3 separate regions of the Homo sapiens genome follow, and regions 1 and 2 are each linked to region 3. Evidence: chromatin loops called from intact Hi-C (ENCODE). Cell type or tissue: PC-3. All regions are shown on one strand. Links, peaks and the distances in the headings refer to the core of each region. The heading gives the core; the rest is flanking DNA.

Region 1 (7,893 bases), core at 1,614-6,613, 220 kb before region 3:
TCTAAGTGTTGCTTCCAGCTTTAAGTTTAGGATAATCGATAGCACACCTGACCACATCAATAGACAGATGCCTCTTCTGGATGAGTTCATGGGTTTCAGCCTGAGTGGAAATATTCAGTTATAGATGAGCATGTGATTTTCACCTGTGTTTTGATCAAAGAGTCTGAAGTTTCTGATGAAGTGTTATATTCGCTTTCAATGGTATCTAACTGGCCATAAACATGTGGGAAAATATCAAACTTGAGGCAACTTGACTGAAGTGGACAGGGGAAGGGGACTGTCTTTGTTGGGGTGAAGTGTGAGATAATAAAATGCATACATTTAATAGTTAAGAACATCTAAAGGCCAAACCTTCCTTATATGCACCAAGCAGCCATTAAAACAATATGATTTGTGTATGAGGAAACTGATTAATCAGTAGCAAACCACTCACTAATGAGTTTAGTGGCCTTCAATATGTTTTTTAGCCTTGCTAGACCTCCTTGTAGTTGGTTAGGTCATTTTTAAGATTCCACAACTAGGAGGGACCACAGCAATAATGTCCAGGAAGGAGGACACAAACCAGCTACTAAAAGAGGATTATGTTCATTCCTACAGAACAGAACAGAACCTACACCCCATTCCTCTGAATCACCATTTAGAAATAAAATGTGGTCAATCTACCAGTCTATTTTATTTGTCTGAGTCCACCTAGCCTAATGCTTTGACTATTCAGTCCCACTTTGTTTAGGGGAAATGTGGCCACTGTAGATGTGGCCACTGTAGATGTATGGAGTTATTTGCTGGGTAATGCCTGTGTACCCACAGATAGCAGTGTCATAGAGCACTCCACAGCCAGACTGAGTCCCCAGCCCAGGGGAGCTTAGGCAGCACTCAGGCAAGAAGGGGTGGTACTGAGGGAAGCAGAATGAAGTTAAAGGTGAGACCACCTGAAAAAGGCAGAGCCTACAGCTTAAACCCTGCCATAGCTTTAGCAGTTTCTGAAATAAAGCAAAGAGAATCACCATATGGCCCAGCAATCCCACTTCTAGGGATATACCCAAAAGAACTGAAAACAGGTGTTCAAGCATGAACTTGTAAATGAATGTTCATAGTAACACAATAGCCAGAAAGTAGAAACTCAAATATCCATCAACGGATGCACGGATAAACAAAGTGTGGTATAGCCAGCCATCCAAGAGAATATTATTCAGCCATAAAAAAGAACAAAGCACTGATACCTGCCACAGCATCAATGAACTTTGAAAACATGGTAAGTGCAAAAAAGGCAGACATCGTACAAAAGGTCACATTTTGTATGATTTCATTTATAAGAAATATCCAGAATAAACAAATCCATAGAGACAGAAGGCAGGTTGGTGGTTTTCAGGGGCTGGCGGGGAGGGGGAATGGGAGGTAACCGCTTCATGCATACAGAGCTGCCTTGTGGGGTGATCAAAATGTCCTGGAAGTGGACAGTGTTGGCGGTTACACAACACTGTGACTGCGCTCAATGCCACACAGAACTGCAAACTTCAAAATGGACAAAATGGTAACTGCTATGTGATATGTATTTTACTGCAACATGTTTATGCTAGCCCAGTGAGTACACTGGCCAGATCCCTGGCCGGGGCCATCATCTCTCCTCTCTTCCTCCCCGACTTCCTGCTGGTCCTCACCGCTCGTGCCTCTGAGCAGAAAGGATAAACCTAATGAGCCCAAGTGTCAGCGCAATATAAATTACGGCCAGGGGAAAAAAGAAACGACTTGATGCATGGCCGAGGATCTAAGAGAGGAATGTCCACCATTGTTTGTGATTATGGATCACGTCACAATCTAATAGCCATTTTTATTTAATCAATAATTTCCATGCTGAACAGACAGCCCTGTTACAGAGAATCGACAAGCAGGTACTGATAGCGACAAGCCTCGTTATTAATCTTTCCTCTGCCGGCTTATCAGCCAAACTACTGTAAAAGGCACCACCAAGATGGATTTTAGAATCCACCTTGCTCCTCTCCCCCCTCCCTTTTCTTCTTCTCTCTCCTGTAACATTTCATGTAATGCAGACACTACATTTACTTGAGTAACCTGGGGCTTGTGTAGCATAAAAAGGCAGTTCACGTTAAGCAATTTCACAAATCAGTAGGACCTAGACCATTGCTCAGGGTTAGCCATTATAGGCTAATAAATCATACTTTCTCTTTGAGTTGTCAATCGCCAAAAAGCTTTGTACAAGTGCTGGCATCTGTAATTCCGTAAAGGCTTTTCATCTTAAAATAAGATGCTCTGGACTGATAACAAGAATAATCCCCTCTTGATCAAGAAAAAAAAAATCTGCATTATATCAATTAAAGCTACAGCCAGAAGCCAAATGGCTCAGTACTGAGATTCCAGTGAAGTTTATCTCTGCTAAACACGAGGAGGAATACAGTGAGGGCTGTGTTTCACTTGCAGCTTGACTGCTTTATCTTGTGGTAGAAACTGCACCAGAGGAACCTGTGCAAACTCTCCCTGCCCCCAGGAAAGGCCACCAGGAAGACCTCCTCTTCACAAACTGGGCTCTCCCGCATGTCCTAGAGAGCTCCTTGGGACAGGTCACATGTGCTGAAGCACAAGGGAGAGCCTAAAGAAACACCATGTCCCTTTAGGCAGGTAGAGCAGCCGAGATAAGATTGGGCCGGTTATGTTAGAGACATGGTTGACCGGAGAGAGTCCTGTGAATCTAACAGAAGACAGCTGGTGCAGTTTTGTTTTCCTGATTAGAAAGACATTTTCATTCCTGCCAAACAGATCAGGAACTACATCCCATTCATCTGAATCACCACTTAGAAATAAAATGTGGTTGACCTACCTGTCTATTTTATTTGTCTAAGCCCACCAGACCTAATGCTTTGAATATTCATTCTCTGTATTCGTCCAAAACAATCCTGCCCTGATTGGAAGAAAAGTGGCCACTGTAGATGTATGGAACTATTTGCCAGGTGATGCCTGTGTGCCACAGGATTATATATTCATAACTAGAAAATAAGACACACCTTATTTTTTTTTTTTGAGACAGTCTCACTCTGTTGCCCAGGCTGGAGTACAGTGGTGCAATCATAGCTCATTGCAGCCACCTCAGCCTCTCAAGTAGCTGGGACTACAGGTGTGCCTCACCATGTTCGGCTAAATTAGTATTATTATTGTTATTTTGTAGAGATAGGGTCTTGCTATGTTGCCCAGGATGGTCTTGAACTCCTAAGTTCAAGTGATTCTCCCACCACGGCCTCCCAAAGTGCTGGGATTATAGGCATGTGCCACTCGCTTGGCCTGGCACATCTTATTTTGCACAAAGCAAAATAATGACAAAGGAAAAATGATAACAATCACAATAAAAGCTAACTGGCTCTAAAAACTTGACTAGCACTGTAGTAGGTATCTCCCATAAACTATCAGAGATAATTATCCCAACGACCCTGATAATCCTGTTTTAAAGAAAGATAGCAGAATCTTAGTACCCTTTGGTAAAGAGCCTGATGCCACACAGGCAAGACACAGAGGTTCCATGGGTAACGTCTCCTCCCAGCACTCAGCCAGCAGCCCTGAAGCTTCTGACTTCTCTCTGGATATCATGCAGAACATCCACATCAGCTGCTCAAACTGTACTCGTAAAACATCTCCAAACTATCCTCCCAAATTTTAAAAAATAATTTCAAATAACTTCCACTGCAGAGTCTCACTTCTGGCCCTACCCCAGTCTAACCTTGCCCTCTTTAATACACTGTACTTGCAACTTGCCAGGTTTTGCAAGGCTCAGCCCCATCTTTCTAAAGCTGATGCTGGCTCAAGCCATTCCTCTCATCAAAAGCATTTAATTATCCTTACTCCACCTGGAATAAAAGTCAGACTCCTAGTCTAGCAATCACATCTCCCATGACATGGTGCTACTCGGCTCTTTAATCTTACTACCCACTACCCTTCTGCCTTCCGGACATACTTTGGTTCTGCTCTAACTGCATTACTTATCATACCACTCTTCAACCAAAAAGCATAAAACAAATCATTTGTAATTATATTTCTAATTCAAAGAGATGCCAAAAACCTCAGTCTTTTATTATATTAGCTATAATCATAGATAAAATTTTCCCATACTTTCTGTACCCTTTAACTTCTTCCTGCTGTCTTCTCCACATAGAATCCCCAATGCCTTTCTGCAATGGTCTTTCTGTGTTTACATCCACCAGTTTATTCCATACCATGCTCATATCCAATCTCCATGAGATGTATCTTTCATTCCTTCTTCTGTGCCTTCACCTTACTCATTTTCCCACTGTCCTGCTTGTACATCGATAGTACTCATAACAGCCTGCCCTGTATGCTCCCCTTACTCAAAGGGATAGCCCCCAACCCCAGCACCCTAGATCGGACATGCATGAAGCGTTTTCTTCTAGCTGCTATGCCTGCAATTTCTGTAGTGGCCACCAGGTGGTGACGATGGATCAACAGCAGATGAGTAAACAGGTAAGATGAACAGCAGCCTGCATAGGCGAGCCTGTGCAACTGAAATCAATGGTATACTTATGACTATTTTTAAATGTTCATAAAAGTGCACTTAATCTCTCCATTCTTCAGTTGAGTGAGTTTATTAGTACTACTTGCTATGGATTTTTCCTTATGTTTGAATAAAGCTTTTGAGTTTACAAAGTACTTCCATTATAGGATCTCATTCTATCCTCATAAACAAAAAACAAATTAAAAAACCCAGTGAAGAACCTAGAATGGATATTATTATCTCCACTTTACAGATGAGACACGGAGGATTTACTGCAGGGTGACTTACTTAAATTCAGAAACAGTTTCTGGCAGATGTAGGAATGAAAGACAGATCTCCAACACATTATCTGGTGTTCTTCCCATCCCCCACTCACTGATTAATGCTGGTTTTACTGGTAACTGGGTGGGGTCGGGTGGAGTTGGTTTAAGTTTAAGGCCTTGGCTTACACATTGTCTCCTGAGGATATCCCATTTACAGTTCTCTTCTCTTGCAACATTAATTGTTCTAGAAAAAATAAAAATGCCTCCATGGTAGTATTTGGCTAATCCCAGAGAAGCCTAAATATCCCCAAATCTTAAAAAAAAAGTCCTCGCATTAGAAAACTGCTTTCTGTTCCCGGAGCTCTGTTTTATGTCAAAGCAGGAGCCTGATCTCCAACTCTGCTTGCTATGATCTCAGAAGTTGGAGTCTGTGTGACTTCCCTAGGCCTGAAAAAAAAAATAGTGATGGAGTTTCTCCACCAAGAAAACGGGCTTGGCTGGTTATGGGCCTTACTGAGAACTACTGTGTGCCTAACCTTAGCAAATGTGGTTTTTAAATTAAGCTCTGCCAGTTTACACACGCACACACACACACCCACCCCCCCACACATAGGTATATTTAAGTAGCTTCTTACTAGAGACATTTTAATGAGATCATCTCTTATTTCTAATCTGAACATTCTAAAGAACATTTAAACAGGAGAAACTTTTTCTTTAATCACAATTTTTTTTTGTTTTTCTTACGTGTGTTTTTCTTTCTCCACACTACGCGACAAGAGGAAATATTTAGGGCAGAACTGGGGGCAATACTGTCTCCCAGGGACATCTGACAATGTCTGGAAACAGTTTTGGTTGTCATGACGAGGGAGGGAATGCGCAGGACAGCCTCCCACTATAAAGAACTGGCATCTCATGGGGAGAGGCCTGGGATGCTGCTTAACACCCTACAATGCCCAGGACAACCCCCAACGCCAGAGAATGATCTGCCCTTATGTGCTACAGTGGAGAAACCTTGGTTTGGTGTAACCACCGAAGAAAATTTCCAGAAGGATGTCAGGACACATGAACAGGAGAGATGGAATCTCCGCACTGCAGAAAAGCACAAGGAAGAACCTGCAATGGAAGAAATGAACCCAGAGCGCCGCTCCAGTTCTTCTCTTGCAGTGTTTCATGAACTGGGGGCCTATCGACATCTTTCTGCAATTACTAATTTCATGCTGACATACCAACCCCAACACTGCCTGAATATTAACCTAACCCCTGCTTTTATACGTGACATGCATGGACACAGCAGCCTCTAAATATCTTGACATTTTTCTCTCGTAAGCAGAATCACTAACATTTTATTGAGTATAACTTTTTTAGCTAATTCCCTCACCGTTTTATGTGGTAAAAGTCACTATTTTCCTTGGGAGCAGAGCAGGCCGTGAACCCAGGTCTGTCTGCTTTGAAACACATTCACACTGTACTGCCACTGGGTAATGATGGGAAACAAAATTATTCCTTCAAATCAGGTGCTAATTCTTCTCAAATCATCATCATCACCACCATCATCATCATCATCATCATCACCACCATCATCATTTCATCAGGCCTCAAAAGTTTACCTGCATGATTTACTTTGACCCTAACCATATTTTCCACCTGTTTCCTAGGAGTCTTTTCCAGTATTCCTCTGTACTCCTCCCTCTCTCAGCCCATAGAGTCGCAATACACAATTATGGCTTCTTTATGTTTCACCTCTTGTTGTTCACTATGCTTTTATGTTTCCTTATCTCCTCCTCCCAGTCAGACTGTCCAGTCTTTGAGGGTGTAAATCATGTGTCCACCACAAAGCTGGGGCTGTGGGTACCACATGGGCTGTCCCCAGCCCATGTAGCACCTGCCAGGGCTCTGCACATCTCATCAAGAGCTGTTGAGCAAATGGCTGATCCACTAATGTTGGCTTGTACTTTTCCTAATAAACAGGAGAATACATTATGCCAGCAACATCTGCTATAGGCAAGCATATTCAAATGAGGTATGCAGCCCAGCCCAAAGTGACCACCATTCCCACTTGTCTGGAGTGGATCCATACAGAATATTCCAGGGCACTAACTATTGGCAGAATCTAGAATCTCACCTAAAGTATCATTGAGAACCAGCTAAAAAGCTTTCAATAGGAAAATGTTCCCCAGATGTCAGAAACAGTTACTCGGAGGAAGATTTTGATGAAATATTTCAGGGAGTATACAACGGATGAATGAATTAAGAAAGTAACTAATACATGGCCGCCTCTTAAACTCCACCTGGGGGCAGTCACCCATAACTGTTCACAGCCCCCCGCCACTCCCAGCCCACCCCAAACTCCCTCCCAGGCTGAAAGGGGAGGGGGACTCTGCACAGTACTCCTGGTGGCTGCCAGCCAGCTAGCTCGCACTTGAGGGAGAATCTGTTTACCATCCCTGTCCTAAGGACTATCCAATTCAAACTTTTTGCTTTCTTTGACTGAAACCAAGGTTGAACGAGGCAAGGCCAGGTCTTATTCAGCAGACACACAATGCGGAAGAAAAAGGAAGTCTCTTGGCTTCAGTCTAGCGTACATCCCAGTTTAGCAACAATTAATATAAAATAAGCCACAGAAACCGACAGTGCCACCGCATTCTCCTCCCCCACTCAACCCAGCGAAACACACACATAAAACAATGAGAGACTGAGTGACCTCTTCGAGACCCTCTGTCTGTTTCTCATTAGACCTACTGCATGTGATCTGTGCTTGGCCTTGGACGTTGGGGACAGCGTTTATTTTCATGGCTGTTTCACAGTATGATAAGTGAGAAAATAACGTTCTAAGGGGTCAAATGGTTCTAAGGAGGTCATCCCAAGAGTCAGGGCAGAGATGGGGCTGCCACTCAGAATCCTAGCTGGGCCTGGGGGGCTCTGGCCGGTGGACCACACAGCCCTCACACACCCTCGCAATCAATCTGATCTCCTGAGTGTCTCTTTATGGGAACAATTTCTGCAGGTGCAATTTAGTCAGCAACTTTAAAGAGAACGTGACCCTTAAGGCAAAATTGTCAAAAGATGGCTTTGAAGTTTGTAGTTCTTAGTCTATATTTTATATGCCGTGTTTCCAAA
Region 2 (7,893 bases), core at 1,614-6,613, 250 kb after region 3:
TGTGGCCTTCACTTAATGCAAAGATTCTGGATTCTGATATTGCAACTCTGTGGTGAGGCCCAGGCGTTTGCAATATAGCAATCCCACAGGTGGCTCTGATGTAGATGCTTGTTGGACTGAACTTGGAGAAACCTGCTTAGAGAGATTGACCTGCTTTAAGCCTCACAATGTTCTCATCTATAGGATATCGATAATGATATGATAGCATTCTATACAAGTGTGGATTGAATTGTGTCTCCCAAAAAGACATGCTCAAATGCTAATCCCTGTGAATGTAATCTTATTTGAAAATAGGGTCATTGCATAAGTAATCAAGTTAAGATGAGGTCATAGTAGATTCGGATGGGCCTTAATCCAATGATTAGTGACCTTATAAGAATGGGAGACAAGACACAGAGGGTAGGCAGCCACGTGAAGATGGAGGAAGAGATTGGAGTGGTGTGTCTACAAACCAAGGGCCACCGAGGATTGCCTACAAGGACCAGATGCTAAAAGAGGCAATGAAGAATTTTCCCCTAGAACTTCCAGAGAAAGCATGGCCCTGCAGATACCTAGATTTCAGATTCCATCCTCCAAAACTGTAACAAAATAAATTCTATGTTATTTTAAGCCACTCAGTTTGTGGTATGTAGTTATAGCAGCCCTAGGAAAAACATGCAATACCTTTTGGGGATGTAAAAAAGCCACCTGGATTGTCATAATAGTAAATTGGTTCAGCATGGCTAGTGTAAGGGAGATGGCTGTGCTTTAGTCAGGAGTAGGCCAAGGCGGCTTTCTGGTGCAGTGTGACTCAGTGGGTTTGGAGTGCAGGTGTACAACTCCTCATGTTATGTAAGCATGCCTTGTGAGACACTTTAACCACTCACTTGAGCTCATCTTTGGCTTGGCATGACTATTGCCTGTAAAATGTATAATTACCCTGCTGATGCTGTAATTTGGCTTGCACCCAGGTCACCTTGCACCCAGGCTCACACCCTGGGTTTGTGCCCACATCTTGCTTGTGTCCACGGCTCTCTCATACCCAGAGAGAGAGAGTAAAAGCCATGTCAAAACTGTCTATGATTCCTCTAGGGTTTTTCCAGCTACCCGCTGCCCCACCAACTCCCCTTGGACCTCAGTTAGAAGCTAACAGCTGACATTTTAAGAAGGTGAAAAGTGCTTGTTTAGTTACTTGTCACATGGTGTCCACTCTCACGTGGGTATTTCCCATTCATCTTGGATAAATATTAACCTAGGGGTTTTGCACAATGTCCTAAGGGGTCTTGGGGAGAATGACAGGAATTTTGAAAGAACATTGAAATGAGCATGTGAAGATACAAGCTCTAGTTCATGGTTTGTGGAGAATGGCCACATCAAGCCAACTTCTGCCTCTCAATTTACTAGTGAAGATGAAGAAATGCCCTCTTTCTAGGTCTCTTGAACGATCAATGTGATGAATATATCAAATATCTTAATAAACTCTGAAATGCTACACAAATCTAAGGAAGTATTTAATTATCTTTTAAAGTTTTCAATAGGTTTATACTTGGAAGTTTGCTAAAGGAGTCACTCTTGAAATACTACTTGATCCAGATCTTGCAACTCAGGGCCCTTTCATGTGAGGAGAAATTTCAAAACAGGCTGATTACAAACCATGGGGGGTTTGTAGGTGATGGGAAGGAGGGAGAAGAGAGGGATTTTGTTGACAAAAGAGCATGTGTGCCCTTGAAGGGAGGGTTTTTGAAGATAGCATGGCGCCTGTCTCTGAGGCTACTCCGAGGACTGTGAGTGGGTCTTAGAGCACTGCCTGAAGCAGTAATGGCAGGGTGGATGTCACTCACCATCTCTGTGAGGTGTTGGGACCAGTATGCCAGGATGGGGGACCACAGGGCAAGGACAGGGCTCTGCCTACTCCAGCAGAGTGGCTTTGGCCTGATACATGTTGGATACAGAAAGATCAGGGGTGCCCCACAGGAGGCAGCAGTGGGGACAATGGAAACATGCCCATGTGCCAGCCCATGAGGCCAGACCAGCCAAAGGGTGCTAGATCAGGACAGAAGACAAAGTGGGTGTCTGACACCATGCTGTGGTGGAAAGACTTATCCAGGGATGCTCATGATCCTAAGATACCTTTCTGGAAAAGGTTGAGTTTGGGGCAGACTCTAAGGTTGGGAGTGAGTGAGAGAGCCAGACAATGCCGTGTCGAGTTCAACAGTTCTCTCTCTCTACCTGATATGGGCTGGGTTGTGTCTCCTCAAAATTCATATACTGGAATCCTAAACCCTAATTCCTCAGATTGTGACTGTATTTGGAGATTATTCTTAAGCACACCCTTAGAATGACCCTGCATGGCATATGCACCTGAATGTTGTTTCAAGCTAGGGAATCTGGAAGTGGACAACCCAGAGATTCATTACTTGTCTATGAGGAACATCTGAGCCTAGGCTGATCCTATGGAACATGGGCCATACAGGGGATTGAGGCCCTGAGTTTGGGGTTAAATGAGGGTTGCCAGGGGAAGGCTGTTAGTGGGAGGGTGTTAAGTGAGAATGCTATAGAAACTGCCTGCAATTTGCAAGCAGTTGTGATTTTCCTGCCCAGCCCACAGCCGCTGGACCATTTCTGTATGTAAGGTGGTTCTCCTGTCCAACCCACCACCACTGGACTCTCTCTTCTGTATGTCAGCCCCTAACAAAAGCCCATGTCTCATTGGCTGGCTCTGAGTCTCTTCTTTGACCTCTTGAACCTGGTGCCTTCCCTACTGAGGTTAATAGGGGTCTGGCACATGAGAGATGGGGCCTTCAAAGAGTAATTAAGGTAATATGAGGTCATAGTGGTGGGCCCTAATCCAATTTAACTGATGTCTTTAAAAGATGAGGAAGTTTGGGCACATGGTGGAGAGACACTAGACACCTGTTGCATTCAGAGCAAGACCGTGAAAGGACACAGTGAGAGGGTGGCCGTCTGTAAGCTAGGAAGGCAGGCCTCAGGAAAACCCAAACCTGCTGATACCTTCATCTCAGACTTCCAGCCTCTAGAACTATGATAAAGTAAACCTATGTTGTTTGAACCACCCAATCTGTTGAATTTTGTTATGGTAGCCCTAGCAAACCAATACATGGAGTCATCCTCCTGATTCTCTGTTAAACCCTAAAGGAGATTTCCTTCCCAGAGAAAAGACCTATTCCAAACAATGATGAGACCAGCTTCCTCCCTTTCCTTCCAGAGTCTCTGAGATGCCCAGGGGAATGGTTGATCTCTTTCCAGCTCCTCATAGTCTGCAGAGTGAACGCAGAACTCCAAGTGTCAGGCCCCAGGGGAGGCGGCAAGCCGTACTCAACCGAGGGAAGCACGACCTGATTTGAGAATAACAATGTCCGACTCTGGAATTAACAACAGGAAGGAATTTCATGAATACTTTCAGAAAGCCATATTGCTTACCCTGTGGGACACATGCTTTCAGTTTTGCCCCCATATTTGCTGTTAGTAAGAGATATCCCTGGGTGTCTATTCTCAGAATCAGCTACAGTTGGGAAAGGGAGGAGGTGACATTTTTGTCTGAGTTCAAGAATTCAGAGTACCTTTTTCTAGTTCCTCTGCTAATCAAACTGAAAGGGGACATGGATATTTCCTTTTGGTTTCCACCTTAAAATGTTATAAAGGAATGCAGCGCTGAGATTGGAAAGACAATCCCAGAGTGCAGAAGTAAATGAGTGGGGAAGAGTGAGATGGGGGAGAGAAGGTGCATCCACAAGCTGCTCACTGCTGTGCCCAGTGGGTTCAATTTCTTTGAGGCCTCTAAGGATCCATGTAGAATTCACCTCTGGATTATCCCACCTGATAGTAGGAGGTTGGGCACTTATTCATAGAATCCCATCCTCCACTGGGTGGAAATGCTGCCGACCCTTCCCCCAAGGATCTGGTGAAAGCTATTTACTCTTATTCTCCTGCATCATTAGCCACTAGTCTGGATCCACTTACTCACAAGTGGGAAAGGATACAAAGTGTAAATGAAAAGAACAAAAAGTCCGTATGGTTTTTCCAACAGAGAGACCATTTTTCTCATCACATTCCAAGATGCTGAACAAACTAGATGCAAGACTTCAGAAACTATTTAACAGCAAATTATTGAGTTGGGAAGCAATAATTAGAAAGGAAATGAAGAAAATGGACGTTGGGGGCCTTAATGTGAAATATGACATTGATAAATCAAAGGAAGCCTTGAATTAGAGATGTGGCTGTTTCAACTGATTACCCAAGATAACTCATATCCTCCATTAACCTCGTCCGTCTTGTTTTGCCTTTGCGAGGACAAAGAGTATCTTTGCAAATTGCCAGGCCACAGGATTGTGTCTCCCAAATGTTTATTCAAAGGGTGGGGGAGGAAGGGGATGAAGCAGTTGAAAAATAATTTGCTTGTTAAGCAGCCCAGAGGAATGTTCTCCTTTCCACTGAGTCTGGTGTATTTATGGGAAAGATAATACGAGAAGTTTATGATGGATTTGACAGTAAGGCAAAAGTAAACAATAAGCCCAGGCTAGAAAAAGTTAGGTTCACATACCTTTACTTTAGATGCTTATCCTAATAGTTGAGCATAAACAAAGTACCACAGGACTGTGCAAATGACCCTTCATGATCCTTCCTGATCATTCCCAAGCAAATGGGGTTATTTAGGGTACTCTGTTTTTCTGTCTTTTTTTCTTTTCCTGAGAAAGATGCCACTAGGGACAAAAGGCATGTTCAGACATTAGCATAGCTATGTGTGTCAAGATTGTTTTGACTCATGTGATGATGTGATGAGAGTCAAAAGGAGACCACAGAAGTGGGAATGGAAAAGACCCGACTGGATTATTCCCTTTCAGCCACTCCACCCTTTCTGGCAGGAGAGAGTCCCTCGACAGAAGATGTAACACCTGCCTTAGCCAAATGTCCTAGGAGTCTGGAAAGTCTGACGATACGACAGAAATTTGAACTGGAGCCACGAGACACCTCACAAAACCCTGTGGGCAGAGGAAAGGGGTTGAGTTTGTTTTGTGTGTGTTTCCTGGGCATTTTCTACATGTTTTGATGCTTGTTTTATAGCGGGTAACCTTGTTCAAGTTCCTGGAGAATCCCTTCTGGCCTTTTTCCAGACATGGCTGCTCCCCTGTTAGTCTATCGATAAGTTGTTGCTTTTATGAGTAGAACTGACTGGTGCCTGGGCTCGGGGTAAGTTGGTTTGGTTTTCTTAGTGACCAAGCGACAGCTCAAGAGTCTTTGTTTCTGCTTAGCTCAGGTCTGATTTTGCAAAATGTCTGAAGGCCCGAGGTCTTCTAGAGCTAACATTGTCCACCAGAGTGTCTGTCTGTTGGGGGCTGAGACTCTTGCTCACTCATCCTCAAAATTAGCTCTCATTCATCCTCAAACAGCCTCCATACTGTCCCCTACATATGCCCTTCTTAACTCCACCTTCAATCTTTAAAAAACTGTGCACAGATTACCACCCTCCTCAATTGTGCTTTACGCTCCTCCTTATTATTCAAAATCTCACTTACATTAGTCTCTCCTGAAGAATTCTGCATGTGTTTTCTATAAATTGAGAACTATGTAACCCATTATTTTCCCGATTCCTACCTTGGTTGCTTAAAAAAATCAGGGCTAAAACTAATGCATATTATTTGGCCTCTTAGTTTTTTGTTGACATGTTTGCTTTCTTTTCTTTCTACATGTTTTCTCCTATTTCCATTTTAAGTTTTAATATGTGAATCATTTATTATATGCTTTCTTACATTTTTTAAAATTGGAAGCAGAGGAGAAATAAAGCAAAAACAATAACAGGATATGGTTTACTTAGCTGACCCTTAGGTCAGCTACAGAAATCAACTCCACCAAATGCACAGCAGGTGTGATATCTTGCTATGGGCCGCCTTGGCCCCTTGTAGGCACAGTGTGTGCACAGCAGGAGGAGGGCTCCAGTAAGAAGACACACGGCTTCTGCCCAGGGACAATAGACATTCTCCAGCATGCTGGTTGGTGCACCTGCTAATCTCTTGGTTCTCAAAGTATGGCTTTCAGGTCAGGAGGATTAGCATCATCTGAGAACTTGTTAAAAATGCAAATTCTTAGGTCTCACCCCAGACCTGTTGAATCAAAATCTCTGGAGAGAGGCCTAGCACTTTGTGTGTACTGAGCTCTCTGAGGATTCTGATGCACACTCAAGTCTGAGAACCACTTGCTAACCCATATGTTACATGTCAATGGAGACCTTTAGAGAAACTTCCTCCCTGATGTTTCTGCCCAGTTTGAACCTTGATGTTCCAGGTACTTTTTATACAAGTTTGTTTCCCCTTGTGTTTTCTTGCTCAGTTTGAGTCTCACTAGCTTCTTTTCATCCACTTAGGGGTCATTTCCCTGTGTTCCTTCTGCTTGGCCCAAGTGATTAGACACTGACCTAAAGTATCTTGTTGGATTCAGCAATTTGCCTGTTTCCTTCAACTTACACATTACTAAGGCTACAACTGGATTTTTCATTTCTATGTACCACTCATCAGTAATTCCTTCCCTGGTGGCCCTGCTGATTTATAATATTGTCATTCATAGTTCCTGTGATTTTGAACTTTACCATAAAGTATGAACAGGCTTCACTTCTAATGCAAGACATCTGAGTAAAAGGTCAGTGAAACACAATACAACCACCTGGCTAAACTTCTGAAAGAGATTCATGAACACTCATGTGGGTGTGCAAATGCAGGAAATTTCCATGTAAGGAGCTATGAAACAATGAACATCAAAATTCCAACAAGGCAGGAAGTAAGAAAATGTTAACCTTGTCTTCTCCCGGCATGGGGCATTTACTGCAAGTATAGGAAGCAACTGTTGAATAAAGGATTTCTGAAAAAAGGGGAAAGTCTAGTAGCATTCAACCTTGAAGTTAGCTCTTTCCTGCCTAAAACCAAGGTTATTTTTAAGTCTTCTCTACCATGTAACTGCAGAGAAGGCTTTACTTTTCTAAGCAAAAATTTTTTTTCTCCTTTGACAGAGAGCAACCATAATGTAAGAAAATTACATTCCCCACTGCTCATGCATTTCTCAAATATGGTAGGATGCTTGTTATTCTATTGGGAATTCTGAACAAACAGGCATTGATGACTGGGTAAAATTGGCAACCAAGGACAGAAGCAGCTGAAGACCTGCACAACCGAAGGCAGTGAGACAGGAAGCCTGTTGCTGCGTGAATGTGTTGCCATCTTACCACCTGTGGTGTTTAATACCTCCCTCTTCGCTTCTCATCAGGCTCCAGCCTTGCTCCCTGTCACCAGGAAGGTCCAATCCCTGCTAGCACAGGCCACATTCTGAACAGCTTGATGCCACCTCTATTGGGAGGACATGATGATTGTAATATTTAGGATTAATCTACAATGATCAAGGTGGAGACAAAGAGGAGTAATCCTAGCTCATCTGATGAGGCTTTTTAAAGGCTAACCCTCCAAGCCTGTTTTCTGAGACTTTGCAAACATCATACCTAATGTCCAACATTTTTGCGAGGCTGAAATGAAAAGTGTGTGTGAGGCACCTGGTACTGTACCTAGTATAGTACACACTCCATAAATATTAAAGTCTGTCCCTGAAATCCTCAAGCAGCAAATGACAATATGAACATTTTCTTATCAATCTATGGAAATAATAGATTAATAGGGGCTGAGGGACATTGAGAACAGCCAGTTCTGCCATAGAAGAGCCATTAGGGCACATTTTGGCATTGCCCCACCATTAAGGTCATTGTTTCAACTATTTTCATCCTAGACTCTTAGTTTGACAAACACATATAGATACCAAAGGCAAGATTTTCACTCTTTTTTTTGCTTACAGTTTTGCCTGTAAGTTGTGAAAATGAGAAAGAGAATGCTCATTATTTTATGTTGGATTCTGAACAAA
Region 3 (7,893 bases), core at 940-5,939:
TTTCATAAGCTGAATAATCTTGATTTGCTGTTTTAAATATCCAGAAGAAAGCAGCTTGTCATAAGGATTTTTGAGGCAACCTACCCTGTAGCACTGAAGAGTGACATTGCTCTCATACTTATATTACTAGTAGATCAACTGCTACTTCAAGATGCTACTCCCGGATTAACCATCCAGGTAAAACTACTATTAAAGATATGTACCTCCCTGTAGCTATTTAATAACCCATTTCTCAAAAATAAATAAATCCTTTAGAAAGAGAATTTTTTTTTCAGAATCAAGAAGTACAAACTAATGTTGATTTGAACTTTTTGATCAATTCTGGAAGTGAGAAATAGTCTGAGTTTCAATGAGCAAAATGCAGGGAATTTTAAACATTTCATTGGATTTCATGTATTCATGCACCACAGAAAACCTCTTATAGGTTTTTAATGTGGTTGATGTTTCCTTGTGTTCAAAATATCTTCTGAGGGCAAAATCAATTAGATATGCATAACCTTTGTGACACTCTAGCAGTTCCCAGGATTCCTAAGGCTTCATTTCCTCTCCCTTCCCTGTCTGTGTTGCCTTTTTCTGCAAGGGTTGGGCGGGGGGGGGGGGGGTGGAAAGCCCAACTTCATAAGTTCTTAATGAAATCTTCATTAATTTTTAACCATTTTTTCATGTATAATTATTTTACCTGTATATATGATTATTTTTCCATAATCAGGAAAGCCTAGAATCTTAACTCCAAATAGGAAAGCTTCTATCTGTCCGCTTTGCCATTTGGTAGCTCAGGGTTCCCCAAATCCACTGCCTAGTGTCTTCAATCTTTCTTTCCTACATTTCTGATGCTCCTAATCACAGATAAGCAGTATTCATGACAGACATACCCAAATGGAATTACTCCAAGGGGAACTAAATTACTCTAAGGGGAAATAATTGCCTGGCTATGGATTAAGTGAATTTGGTTTTGGTAAATTAACACTATCTAAACTTTTAAGAAATCCATATATTTAACTTCAACCACTGAAAAGCTTATTTGACATGAAAGTAATCATTGCTACTGCAGTTAAAATCACAAACAACATTTCTGTGAGCCAGTTTTACTTTTCTGCCATTTGTATTTAAAAGAAAAGATCATCAGCTACTCTTCCCCTGTTGCCAGAAGTACTTGATGAGAAACATTTGAGGGGAGTATGAGGTCTCCATCTAATACTTGTTACCATTTCTCAGTTCTGTAAAACTATGAGTCCCACGTGCCTTGGTTAGGCACTGCAGGAAGCAGCATGCATAGCAGGTGCCATTAAAAAATGAGCAATAATGTGCAGCACACTGGCACCCCCACTTTCTACGGGGTTAGCTGGATACAGGCAATCCTTCTCAGACAGAGAAGGAGATCTGGAAGTCAGTTATCAGTCTATAGATCAGCTAAGCTCATGAAAACTGTATTCCTCTTAAATCCACATATATCACAAAAATATCATGACTGATCAGATGTGTCCCTTGTCTCGCTTCCCTGAGGCTTATAGGAATTAAAAGTTTTCACACATTTTCAGAAGAAAAAACTTTAATTATTCTTATAGAACTTGTGTAGCTTTGGTTTCTTAGAATCATGTGTGTCTTTACAGTAAGGCTTAAGGGAGTATAAGGGAGTAGAGTGTATGTTCCATGAATAGTAATTTACTTTTAAACCATCACAAATATTAGACCAATAACCTGTTGCATGTTAAAATCATCTACAGCTATCCCAAAGGTATTTAACATTTTTTTGTGAAGTACTACTTACCATATTTTATCCTCCCAACTTTTAAACTTTTGATCCTTGATTCTTAATTGCAGATTTAAAAGCAATACTTTCAGAATTTAAGCATTTATAATTAAGGATTATCCAGTAAAAATTACCCCATGGTCCACTTACCCTATAAACTTTGCTTGTTCACAGACAGAATTCTTTAGCTGTCTTATTTTTCTGCCTTGCATGTACAAAACTGCCAGTGTAACCTACACCAAACTACACACCCTCTCAATGAAACTCTCTGATATGGAATTTCATTGTAGTATCCACAGTTCAAACAGCAGACACTGTCCTGAAGTGGCATGGCCTGCTCCACACGTCTGGCCACTGGATTCCAGGTTTCCATACATCAGAGTCATTAAGGCTTCAATCTTAAGCTGCTGGATGAAATTTCTCTACACACTGCTAACTTTCTTCAGACTGAATCATTCTTTTTAAAAATATCACAAAATGAAATCAATAATAGGGCTTAACTATCTCAGTCCTTCATTACTGCAATTTGAAACTTATCTTTCATCTAAATGGTGAGTTTTCAGTCTCTCTTTGTACAAATCAATAGTTTGTAATGTAAAGCACTCTGGAGCCTTCCTAGGCATTTCATGCAATCTTCAAAAAAAAAAAAAAGTTAAAGTAGCAAAAGTTAAAAATTTCCACATGAAAATAAGCAATATAATGTCACACTACCTTCTGAAGTTACTCCAATAAAGATTTAAGTAAAAGTGCACTTATCCCCCATTACTTAATTAATTTAATTTTGTGGCATAAGAATTATAGAAGTACACAATCAAATGCTTGTGGTCAAAATGTACTCCTGTGCCACCCTCCCCCACCACCTAGCCCCCTCCCCTCTTAAAAAAGAAAAGAAAAGCCCCTCTAGCTGTTTCAGGCCAGCAGTCAATCCAATTTACTGCAGGTACAATTTATATGTACAGTGCATGCCACAACAAAACCACAGTATGATGCCAACACGGCCCTTAAGAAAGTTTTCCCCTAAATCTCTGGAAAGGAGCTTTAAAAGAAAGCAAGGATTACAGTCAGCTAGAAGGTAGGGAGGGGACTTACCTCAAACCCAGTCAAGCGGAAATCAGAGCAGTAATTCTACAAGTCGACAGAGTACACTTTCAAAGCTATAATGGTGTGAAGAAGTGCTGGGCAGCATGGCCTGAAGGCAGCACTAATACACTGATGACTAATGGCTGGGCCCGGGCAGACAATGAATTTGGGGCTTGAACACTAACAGAAACCATGCAGTACTTTGACAAATGGGCTTTCACAATTTCATTCATTGAATAACCTTTAAGCACAAAACTGGCTAGCGTTCTCTTGGGAATTATATGACATGTTGTTGGACAATGATGTAAGTATTTTCTTTTTTAATTATGACTCCTATGCAAAATGCAGAAGTGCCATATATGAGAGTACAACTATAGATACCACAGATGCAGATGTGGAGCTCAACACAATATTGCCTTTCAGGAGGGGGCTGAAATGTTCCAAAGCCACCTTATTAACTATGTAATGGCTTTTTCATTCAGCTTCTTTAGAAGGCCATAGATTTTCTGAGACATTTTGTCGGGTTGAAATATATACACACAGAACAAAAAACACTTTCACATTTAAAAAAACCAAAAGACACTCACAGAGGTAATGAGTAGTGAAGAAATTTGGCACTCAAATATAGCGCATTTAGAATTACAAGTGGAAAAAGTCTCTCATTTTCAGGGGCCAGGCAAAAGAAAAGTGCCATAAAACAATTGAGACACCATGTAAAGTTTGCGATCAAATGTACTTCCAAACACATTTAACATTCAATTTCTTTCAAACAGCTCTCCTCCCTCTCCCTGGAGTGACTGGCCTTTCAATTTAAAAATAATAATTATGGCAATTTTTAAAAAAGAGAATGAAATATCTAAAGTGGCTCTAAATTAACAAGTACCACTTACTCCAGACAGCATTGCCTTTAGCAGCTCCTAAAAACTTAAGAAAAGGATCTTAAAACAGGAAGCTTAGTGAGCTCATAAAACTGTTGCTGGAGCCAGGAACACATAGCATATTTAATCTGCAAACTGTGAGAGTCTACAGTGATTTCAGCAAGATCTGAGGCATGCCCTCAAGGTTTGCTGGGATCTGGGATTAGGGGGTTGATAAGAACCTCCACTGCCCATGGACATGTTTTTCTTCTGCAGTTAAACACAAATGCATAGAGACGTTTGACTGCTGCTTGGCGTTACTGCTCAAGTTATATAAAAGCTTTGCAGCTCCTTTTGCTGTCAATATATCAAAGTTTAAAAAAAATCATCAAAGTGTGAAATTTCATTTAAAGTCTTCGCCAGTCTACAGCTCTATTTCACAGGCCCATCAAATAAAAGTAAAGATGAAAAATACACTGAAAATACTTGAAAAAGTTTGCAGCAGTACCCCCTGCCCTGTTGTTGTTTATTCTGTCTCCCTTTATTTGCTTTGAAACCAGAAACAGATCAATTTTCATCTAGAAAAATGACAACGTGAAGAGAAGGGCAGTATCTTCTCCTAGGCTTTAATGAAAAGACAACCTGAAGTCATTATTAGAGTGGAACCTTTTGTTTAACAAACGTGTGTGTATGTGTGTGTGTGTCCTATAAAGTCATTTCAGCATTTTAATTGCCTCTCATGATATAAGTTGGCAGAAAATTTACTGAATCTTCCAAAACAAATCAGACCGACCTCAGAATATGAATGCCAGCAAAACTAAAACCTCCTTCAAAGAATTCTTTAGCTGGGGATTTACAACAATTGCATAAAGAAGAAAAGTCTGACTTTTAAGATAATCTACTATAGTCTAAAAGCATTAACATTCCATTGCTAAGGTTTTCTTGAGGATTTCATGACTCATTGATTCACTTTTCCTTCAAGACTGGTTTTTCTTAGTACATTACTGTCTCCATGTAAGTGAGTGCATGCAACAATGATCATTAAATTGTTTCTTTTCATAAGCTCCCAAACTCTATCCTCAAAAAATGGAGGGGGAGAAGAGGTCTCAGTAAGCAGGATACCTTACATAGGAGGAAGGACCTCTAAATGGCTAAGCACAGAGGAAGTCTGAAATGCTTACAGCATGCAGGTAATTAAGGAAACTTCACTGGCCAAGAAACAAAGGAAAGTCCAACTTTTAGGCTTGCACATCGAATTGATAAATTAACAATTCTTTCATTAAATAATTAATGAAATAACTCTACAGAGCCATTTTTCATCAGTATTGAATTTTCTCATTTCTGTCTATGGTCCTTTGCAAATTAGATATACAATAGAAATGTGTTTATATCAAGGTTCAGTCAAGGAACACAAGCATGTTAAAGGCACTGGGAATTGGTAGGCATCTGAGTTGGACCTACCAGCCTACTAACAATAATACAATCTATATCTTTAAAGTGTTTCTGCTTGTGTGAAATTTCACTAGACACCTCTCACATTGGACTCATTCATGCATCTTAAACCAAAGCTTCCCTAGGCTGACTTTAAGAATTGCATACCCTGAAAGGATCTCCCCTTAGGCGGGGAGTTTCTAATTAAATAGCTTTTAGTATAAAATAAACTCTCTACTCTGTATAAGCATGCTATTACAACTAATTTAAATGTTATTTCATGTTTGTTTTAGGTTTGAATATAGTTTAACTGGCCAAAGTGTTTGTGTACCAGGTCGTTAAGACCAATATTTCCTAACATAAACAAATTCTTCAGATACTTCACAGAGTTTACATTGTTAAAACCAGTCCCGGCAGCTTTAATATATCCCCTCAACTGAAATACTGTTCTGCTTTAGAAAAATTAAGAGATTTTGAGGCTATTTCACTATTTTAAAACATAGCATTTTCCTCCTTCAAAAGAATCTTGACACATGTAATTAAGAAACTGTCAGACTACTATTAATTTTTAATCTAAAACCTAAATGAAATAATTACAGGAATCAATCAATAAGGCACCTATTCAAAATTACCGAGCAATTACATAAATACTCAAAATTAATACTTTAGGTCAATTCTTGTAGATTTCGGTCTATAATATGCTAAGACATCAAACAACACAAAAAGTGTAGCATGGGGAGGATGAATGGTTCCTGCCTTAAATAGACTGAAAAGAGCTCATTTCAGACGGCCAGGGTGCAGGCCCCCCACCCGCCATGCCCAATGCGCTCAAGCTGAAACTCTTTTATTTTTAAAAGTTAATTTATTTCCACCAGACACATATTTCAGGGATCTAAAAAAACGGCCTCATCCAAATTCTGTACAAAAATCACATTTAAGAGGGAAAGGCCTAATTACTCGAATTTTCAGCAAAGTGTATATACTGTGCTCTGGAAAGCCTAACTGGAGAGAAGAGGGAGGAGAGGAAAAGGGGAGCAGGAGGTATTTTTTAGAACTAATAATACCAGCCCGGCTAATGGCACTGCCATGTATTTGCACAGCGGCCGGCCCTCCATACCTTTGACTAAAGGGTTCTTTGACTTGGAGACGCAGACAGTCCATCATTTCAAACTGAAGTGGCAGCTGGAAAATGTGGAACAGCTGGCAAAGAGCTGGGAGAAAATGTTTTACATAAATATATGTACATATAAACTGGCAGAGGGCCATGAGCACTGTACCCAAGGCCAGAATCTACCCGGCAGTCTGCACTGGGGAGATGAGAAGTTGGGGCAGGATGACCAGCGGCGGAGGGAGCCTCCTTAATCCTCTTTCCACGCGGGGTCAGGCAGGGAAGCCTGGGGTGCAGCGCCTCTCGGGGGACGGCATCTTACAGAAGGAGGTGCAATGGGGGACAGGAGCACAAAGTTCAGGAAAGGATAAAAGGCCGGGTGCGGGGTGGAGCGTCCGCTTCGGACAATCTGCTTAAAAGTCGCTTCACAAACTCTGCAAGTTTGGGATCAATATTTACACCCTCTCTGCCTTCTCCCGCCCGTTTTCCCGCTGCTACTCAAGAAAGTAACTGTCCCCTGCTGCTCTGTGTAAACGCGGCACCTTAAATGATTATTGCATGGACCACGGTTACTTTGTGTGTCTGTGCGCGCTGCCCCTGGAAAGGAAAAGAAATAAGAGAATCCCAAATCATATACAGATGGTACAACTTTCACTTTTCCTCTATGACGACGAAGGCGCGCCTCTCTCCATCCGCTCACACCACACCCCCGCCCTCCGAAGCATAGCCCGGGCTGGAGAAGCCCCAGCGGCGGCGGCCCCCGCGGCGGAGGTCCCCGCGCGCACCCACCATGCCTCCCGCCTCCTTCCGCCCATCCCGAGCGCCGTGCGCGCCCGAAGCCCGAGCCGTAGAGCGCCACCGCGCAAAGGAAGGAGCCAGGCGCGTGCGGGGCTCGCGGAGTTCTTCTGAACCCTTTGGATGGGGGCGGAGGCGAGGGGCGCCGCCACCACTGCGGCAAACTTCGTCCCCCCTCCGGGAGGTGAAATTCTCCAATCCGTCTCCGGCCGGTCCGCGGGTCGGACTCTTCGGAAAGGACCTTCCAGGAGGAGGGAGCGAATGCAAGCCTTGCTCGGACGCCTCACCGGCGGCTCTCTAAATCTGGGCGCCTTTTGACAGCCATTTTCACTCCATCCCGTCCCCACGCTGGGGACCACCTCTGGCCCCGGAGGCGCGGGCGCGGCCGCAGGAGCGGGCTGCGGGGTCCGCGAAACAAAGAACTTCGAGCGGGACGTACCTGCGGCGGCAGCGGCTGTCAAGTCCCCGAACTTCCCATAGACCCGCGGACGGGGCGCAGGCTGGCGGCTCCCCGCTCCGCGCGGCCGCGGGCGGCTACGGCTACCGCGAGCGGCCGGGCTGGGCGCGGGGTGCGCCCGCCGCGGGCATGGTGCGGCGCGGGCGGCCGCGGGGCGCGCGGGGAAGGCGGGAGAGCGGCGCGGGTGAGTGGGAGCGGCGGGTGTGCGCGAGTGCGAGTGTGCGAGCGCGCCGGTGGCGCTGCCCCTGCCCGCTCCCTCCCGCTCGTGCAGCTCCGGCATCAGTTTCGGGGATCGTGTAATCCGATCCCTTCTGACTCACAAGCCCTGAGTGACAGTTCTGATTTGGTTCAACCGCGGGAGGGAGGGGAAAGAGAAAGAAAGAAACCCCCAGCCGTACGCCTCTCCTGGCATCCA

The links. A loop is a pair of places that touch in the nucleus more often than their neighbours do. Peaks named below come from ENCODE experiments on the same cell type or tissue, not always from the same donor. Only the 100,000 strongest peaks of a DNase experiment are listed, where the experiment ranks them.
Region 1: it touches region 3 in a loop (4-fold over the local background); 2 of 110 quality-filtered maps call a loop at or near these places.
Region 2: a loop joins it to region 3, with 7 times the contacts of the local background. A loop is called at or near these places in 3 of 110 quality-filtered maps.

The regions. Positions count from the first base shown.
Region 1 is chr7:42,010,380-42,018,272 of GRCh38, forward strand. The region is part of intron 10 of GLI3 (GLI family zinc finger 3); the gene reads right to left. Among named protein-coding and RNA genes, the nearest start is that of GLI3, 220 kb to the right of the region's middle. In PC-3, for the core only: a CTCF peak has its summit at 4,438 (motif pointing right); a DNase peak (open chromatin) is centred at 4,462.
Region 2 is chr7:42,475,631-42,483,523 of GRCh38, forward strand. No RefSeq gene overlaps it. Among named protein-coding and RNA genes, the nearest start is that of LINC01448, 230 kb to the right of the region's middle. In PC-3, for the core only: no CTCF peak of the experiment used is centred there; a DNase peak (open chromatin) is centred at 4,361; H3K27ac peaks cover 2,020 bases.
Region 3 is chr7:42,229,511-42,237,403 of GRCh38, forward strand. It overlaps GLI3 (GLI family zinc finger 3), which reads right to left and starts at 7,699. Exons shown (of 15, transcript NM_000168.6): 1 at 7,461-7,699. RefSeq lists an enhancer at 7,443-7,893. In PC-3, for the core only: no CTCF peak of the experiment used is centred there; a DNase peak (open chromatin) is centred at 2,921; H3K4me3 peaks cover 3,296 bases; H3K27ac peaks cover 1,265 bases.